Linked DNA regions of Homo sapiens: region 2 is linked to region 1. Evidence: chromatin contacts called from ENCODE Hi-C data. All regions are on one chromosome and are shown on one strand. The core of a region is the stretch at or near the end of the contact, and the rest is flanking DNA. Distances in the headings are between cores, read along the strand shown. Region 1 holds the start of SIDT1 (SID1 transmembrane family member 1). Region 2 overlaps GAP43 (growth associated protein 43).

Region 1 (2,884 bases), core at 306-2,805:
CTTTAACTGGTCACACCAGCTAACCTCCAGGACCTTCGTAGATTTCAAGTTTATGAAATGTTGTTGAACTTTGAAAAGAGGCACAGATATTTTGAATACAACAGTTTAAAGTCATTCAAATTCTGGATGAAATTATTTCGTTATGCTCCTCAAAAACAGTGAGTTCTATTTGAAGTTTTACCCCCAGACTCTCCTTTGAATTAGTATTTTTGCCCATATACCCATATATTTTCAAGAAATTTCTTTCTTTCCTTCCTTCCTTCCTTCCTTCCTTTCTTCCTTCCTTCTTCCTTCCTTCCTTTCTTCCTTTTGAGATAGGGTCCTGCTCTGTCATCCAAGCTGGGGTGCAGTGGGGTGTTCACGGCTCATTGCAGCCTCGACCTCCCGGACTCAAGCAGTCCTCCCAACTCAACTCCCAAGTAGCTAGGACGACAGGCATGCACCACCACGCCCAGCTATTTTTGTATTTTTTGTAGAGATGGGGTTTCATCATGTTGCCCAGACTTGTCATGAACACATGGCCTCAAGCTAGCCCACCTCCCACTTCAGCCTCCCAAAGTGCTGGGATTACAGGCATGAGCCACTGCACCTGGCCAAGAACATTCAAAACTTTAAAACTGAAAATTGTCCTAATAAGGAGTCTACTAACTTAATCTTCCATCAGCATTGTTTTCTGATTTCACAGAAAACTTTACAACAAATGTATTGCATTCATTCTTGATGTTTTAAGAAATTAAAGGAATTAGACAAGGTAAAAACAAAAACAAATCTATCTCTTTAAAGATGGCAAGGACTAGGATTTTAATCTGTAATCTTAAATTTTTGAAAAAGATCTTTTCCTTCTTAATGACTTCTTTTTAAATGGTCCTTCAGGTTGAACACAATTACATTCTTTTATAGTATACAGTAATGAAGCTGAAATAAAACAGTGAGTTCTCTTCCACACGTAAATTGTGATTGTTCAATGTTCTGCAAGGTCTTCTGATGGCCCCATTCTCACCCTGCTCCTTACCTGCCTCTTTAACTCTTTAAATCTAATCCCCTAATTTTTATCAGAAAAGTATTTCCTTTTTACGATAGGCTGTGGTTTCTGCCTTTAAAAAAACAATCCTGGGGTTTCTCTCAGAATCTGGAAGAAGTCATTGCAATGGTAAAGTAGGTAAGAGGCTGGGGTGGAAAGAAATGCCTTCTGCATAAATCTAGTTAGTCTGAGTCGTTTTTTGACAACTTCCGGGACCAGACTTCAGGCAGTGCTGGAAATTGTTCTCTTTACCATATCTTTTTTTTTTTAACTGTACATATTTACATACATACACATATGGTGAGGGAGAGAACGTGATGACGTGAGACTCTCCATGGAGAGTAGGAGGTAATAAAGAAATAAAACAGGTGTCTGAGGAGAGGTTCTATTAGAGAGGGGAGAATAGAGAGTAATTATCGTTCAGACAGGCAAGAGTTCTCTGCAGGTAGCAGCCTGGGAAAGCGAACTCGCGCACCCTCTTGGGGGACGGGCTCTTTTGCTTTCTATTTCTTCTCCTGCAGCCAGGGTGCACACGTATTTGAAACAGACCGAATTTCCTCCTCGATGTGGCGTCAGGTTGACTTTTCGAGACTAGCGGGTATTTCTTTTTAATGACTCCAATGCCTTTTTATTATTGCTGTTATTGAGGTTGAGGGAGAAGAGATCGGTCTAAATTCTGGCTGGGTAAGTGGGGGGATTCTCGGCGATGAGAAACGGGGGACTTAGAAGCCGGAGGAAAATCAGCAGCCCCACATCTCCACTTCTCCAGTCCGCCCTACTCTCCACCCGTGACCTCCAGTGGAGACCCCAGGCGGCAGCATCAGTATTTGATCGGCCCTTCGTCAGCACGCTGCCAGCCCTGGCCGGCTGGGTTCGCCAGGCATCACCCGCTCGGCTCTGAAGCGGACGCCTGGCCCTGCACCGGGCTTTGGAAGGACCCTCTCTGCGCTCGCCCCCTCCCCAGGGTGGCTCCGCTTTCGAGCCCGGGCGCGGTGCCCACCATGCGCGGCTGCCTGCGGCTCGCGCTGCTCTGCGCGCTGCCCTGGCTCCTGCTGGCGGCGTCGCCCGGGCACCCGGCGAAATCCCCCAGGCAGCCCCCGGCACCGCGCCGCGACCCCTTCGACGCTGCCAGGGGCGCCGATTTCGATCATGTCTACAGCGGGGTGGTGAACCTCAGCACCGAGAACATCTACTCTTTCAACTACACCAGCCAGCCCGACCAGGTAAGACACTCGCTCCCCTCGCTCGACTCCTAGAACTTGCCAGATCTCAGAGCCCCGTCGCTGCTTTGGAGTCCCCTGGGAATTGACCTTGGGAGACTTCGGGGACCAGGGGACTTTCTTTCCCTTTCTCCTCCGAAGCAATCGCTGCCCTGCCCTAGCTGCCTCAACACGCCTCGGGGACAACTCTGCTTCGCCTCGCGCCTCTCCTGGCCTGGTCAAGGGCATTGCTGGGCTTTGCAGAGGCACCAGTTCCCCGCACCGTCTGCGGGTCCTGGGTCCCTGCTGGGTCTTTCTCCAGGAAAGTCCTGATTTCTAGGGTTGCGGGGTGTGGTGTGGAGTGCGAAGAAGAACCGCACCTCGGTTCCTAATCCCCTGCAGGGAAGAAACCTAATTTCAAGTGGCTGATTCAGCCAGACCCTTCTATTTCATAGCGCATGGGGAGGGAGAACTGCTCAGAATCTAAAATGGAAATTGTGTGAAAATGGACGGAAGCTGCAGAACCTCTGTGCATTCAACAGTCACTTCCTGCGTTTTTGTGCCATTGTCACACGTTGTGCTTCAGAGACGCCAGAAGACCTGGGCAAAGACGTGAGAACTGCAGCCATCAGCTGATCAATCCAGGTTTTGATTTTAAATAAGG
Region 2 (3,350 bases), core at 206-2,705, 2.1 Mb after region 1:
TTTCACTTGTTAATTCATTAATTTCTTTCGCAAATATTTTTTCAGTACCTGCTAAGTCCCACGGACTATGCTAGGAGCTGCTGTTAAAATGACAAACCAGATAAGGTCACTGCCCTTAATCAACTTACAGTTGGGTGAGAAGCTATCAGGTACAAGTATGGCCCTAGAACAAATTAGTCTTTTCTAGTTAATAATCTTATGTGATGAGATTTGGCCTTGCTCCTTTGGTGACTTGCCTCAAGGAGCCCCAGGCAAAACCAATGTAACATATATTAATAATATATGAAATAATATATTTTGTAGACACAATTGCCTTATGTTGTCCAGGCTAGCCTCGAACTCCTGAGCTCAAGCAATCCTCCCCACCTCTGCCTCCCAAAGTTCTGGGATTACAGACGTGAGCCGCCGTACCCAGCCAAAAATGTTTATTTTGATTAGATGACTGGTATTAATCTGATTAACCAAAGAGACAAGGTATTACTAAATTCCTCATCCCTGGTAACATTTCCATGTTAGCTGTTTTCTATTTGTTTTTTCTTTTCCACAATGGTGCGGCCTAGAAACAGTTAACCTTCTTCGGGGTATTACATACCTTAGACATATAAAAAAGCTATGAGCATTCAACACTGAAATAATCATATAAACCAAACATACTGCACACTACTTCAGGGATACTCTGAAGCCCATCCTTAGACCCCAGACTCAAACAAAACAAAATACGATGTAAAGAACTGACACAAATCATCAGAGTTTAGAGAACAACGTGACGGGCAGCAGAGGAGAGGAGAGGGTTGAAGCAAACTTTTTTGGTTTTTTTTTCCTAAGTAGGGCTGGTTCTGGCTTGTCTTCCTTCTCCCCACTTTGCTTCTTACTCTTGGGCTTACAAACTGCCTGGTTTCCCTTCTCCAAGTCAGGGCTTCGTTTCTCTGCCTTGGCCTTCCTACCCCACCTTCTGCGTTCTGACTCCATGAGGCCCTTTTCGCGTCTCATTTTCTGCCTTCTTTAGGCGTTCCCTCGGCGGCTCTGCAGTGTGATCTCATCTCTTTGTTTCTCCCCGGCTGCCGTCAGTCACCGGCTCTCTGCGCCCCCACCCGCGCGGGCTCGCGGCCGTGCTGCGGGCGTGGCCTCAGCCGCTGAGACCCTGGGGACCGCAGGGCGTGGCGCGGCCTCCGCCCGCTGCACGGAGAGCCCCCCAGAGGCAGCGACACGGCGCTTGGGGTCCGCGGGGCTCCTCCTCCAACTCCGCAGACCTCCGGGGAGGCCTCTTGCTCCCCGAACACCCGGGAGTTCGCTTTCATTTTTAACGAATCTCCACAATCTCTTGTTTGGGAGATAATTGCTTCTTTCAGGGGCTTGGAGAACAAAAGCGTCAGCCCAGGGCCCCAGGTCTCTCCGCGGGAGGAGGGCACCCAGGGGCGATGCGCCGGGCTCTCTCCTTCGCCCTTCTTGGCCCGCTCGCCTTCAGCTCCCACCCGCAGCAGCAACCGCAGCCTGCTTCCGGGGACTGAGCAGCCCTGGGTCAGCCAAGGTTAAGCAGCGGGTGGGGAAGAGGAGAGAAAGCTGGGTCAATTGGAAGTAACCTTCTTGTACCGCCCACTTTTTCCTTGCTTGGAGGCGGCAAAAAGCACTTTAGCATTCTTCGGGCTGTTTGCGCCTCTTTCTCTAACAGGGCCAGGGGAGTGGAAGAGCGGCCGGCAGGAAGGTTTCTTTGTCAGCAAAAGCGGACCTTTGGAAACTAAACAGCAATGCTCTGTCTTTAGAAGACAGCACAGGAAGGAACAAACAGCTGAGGAGTGAAGGCCAGAGACCCCATTTGGAAAACAATGGCCTTTCATGATTATTACTATTTTTAAAAAGTTTTCTAGGCTTTTTCATTTGAACTTTCCATTTCTCACTATGAAATGCAGGTTCTATAGACAATTGCACACAAGTTTCTTTTTCGGGGGGGAGGGTAAACGAAGCAGGTGGAAAGAAGTGAGATGATTGTAGACGTGGCCAAATTTAGACTTGGTGTGAGATTTCCTCTTCGCTTGGAAACACATGGCACCAGCATGCATTTGTTCATTCATTCAATAATGTGAATGAACATTAAACACTACGATGTGATGGGCTTTGTCACAGGCTGTAAGTGGCTTCAGGTCCACATGAAAGGAGAGCGAAAAATTAAAATAAAATATTAGAGAGAGAGAAAAGGGAAGAGGGGCAAGGTGTCAGGCAGCAAGCTTCTTAGGGTCAGAATGGGTCCCCATCCCTAAAAGCTGATGACTGAAGAGACCCACGAGGGTAGACGAGCTGTAGAGAGACAATACTGCATCTGCCAGTGATGAGTGTAGGAAGCTCATGAGGGTTAGAACCTTCCCTCTCTGTTTTCTGACCTCTTTTTCTTTTTAAATAGGTTGAAGCCAACTGTGGTAGAGGATAACAGTGATTCGCGTATCTTATTTATTTATTTTTAGCAGCCCCCTCCCCCGCAACTAGGACAGTGAGTTCCATTCAGATTTTCAACACAGCTAAAAACTTGGCTTTAAAACTTGTGAAGGGAGACATTTCTTTAGAATCTTTCACTTTTTTCATCGCAGAGGCTTTGGGGGAATGTTTAGCTTTTTGCTGAATCATGAAGGGTTTGTTACTGCATTCTGAGAGGGTAGGAATTAGATGCCTAAAGGATGGTGTCTGCTTTCCTGTTGAGGTGGTTTATTTAACAGTTCATAGAGGCATGCAGGTCAAGTCATCCTTAACTGTACAGAGTCAAGGGTATTGCCACATGGGAGGCTGGCCAGCGGAGAAGTTTGGTGCTCTCTCAGTTTGGAGATCCTCATGTTGTATACATATTCCAAAATTCCCAGTAATTATGTACCTATAATTATATACCTATAAATACCATTCCAGATACTAGAATAAGATCACAGATAACTTCTTAGATGTTTCTTTTCTAGAGAAATAGGGAAACAGAACATATATACATTTGCACACAATTCAAACTTACACTTTGAATGTTTGTCTTAAATCTCCTAGTCAACTCCCTTAATGTACAGACAAAGAAACAGATCCAGAGAAGTGAAGAGACTTTCATAAAGTTGGAGTCAGGTTGGGATATGTCAGGCCTGGCCTTCTTGCTGCTGATTATTTCTCTGAATTTTATAATAGAGGCACCTCTGAAACTGTCTGAAACTTTTCATTTAAAGAGATATTCAAAAAGAACTGTAGATTTCTCAGAACGGGTGTGTTTAGTCTGAGTGTTGTGGGCCAGTATATTTCATCATTGAATGTGCAAAAGATTTGTTAAAATGGAGATATTGGTTCAGTGGGCCTGGGCGGGGTGACAGTCTGCATTGCCAGCCCAAACTGCC

The links. Hi-C counts contacts between places; a loop is a spot of excess contacts on that map. Pooled maps may share reads with other maps.
Region 2: a loop to region 1 is called in a map with no recorded cell type, with 13 times the contacts of the local background. The contact joins the enhancer-like site here to the promoter of SIDT1 in region 1. A Hi-C loop is called at or near these places in 3 of 37 single-sample maps with no recorded cell type and 4 of 50 pooled maps.

What each region holds. Positions count from the first base shown.
Region 1 is chr3:113,531,000-113,533,883 of GRCh38, forward strand. It overlaps SIDT1 (SID1 transmembrane family member 1), which reads left to right and starts at 1,556. Exons shown (of 25, transcript NM_017699.3): 1 at 1,556-2,244. The coding sequence starts at 2,023. RefSeq lists enhancers at 948-1,167, 1,188-1,377, 1,518-1,847, 2,318-2,447 and a silencer at 2,118-2,167.
Region 2 is chr3:115,657,441-115,660,790 of GRCh38, forward strand. The region is part of intron 1 of GAP43 (growth associated protein 43); the gene reads left to right. Among named protein-coding and RNA genes, the nearest start is that of GAP43, 36 kb to the left of the region's middle. RefSeq lists enhancers at 351-1,223, 1,224-2,095 and silencers at 1,017-1,246, 1,427-1,496. Within about 2 kb of position 1,456, at least 35 of the 41 ENCODE cell types and tissues checked have a DNase peak (open chromatin) inside an H3K27ac peak, as active enhancers do.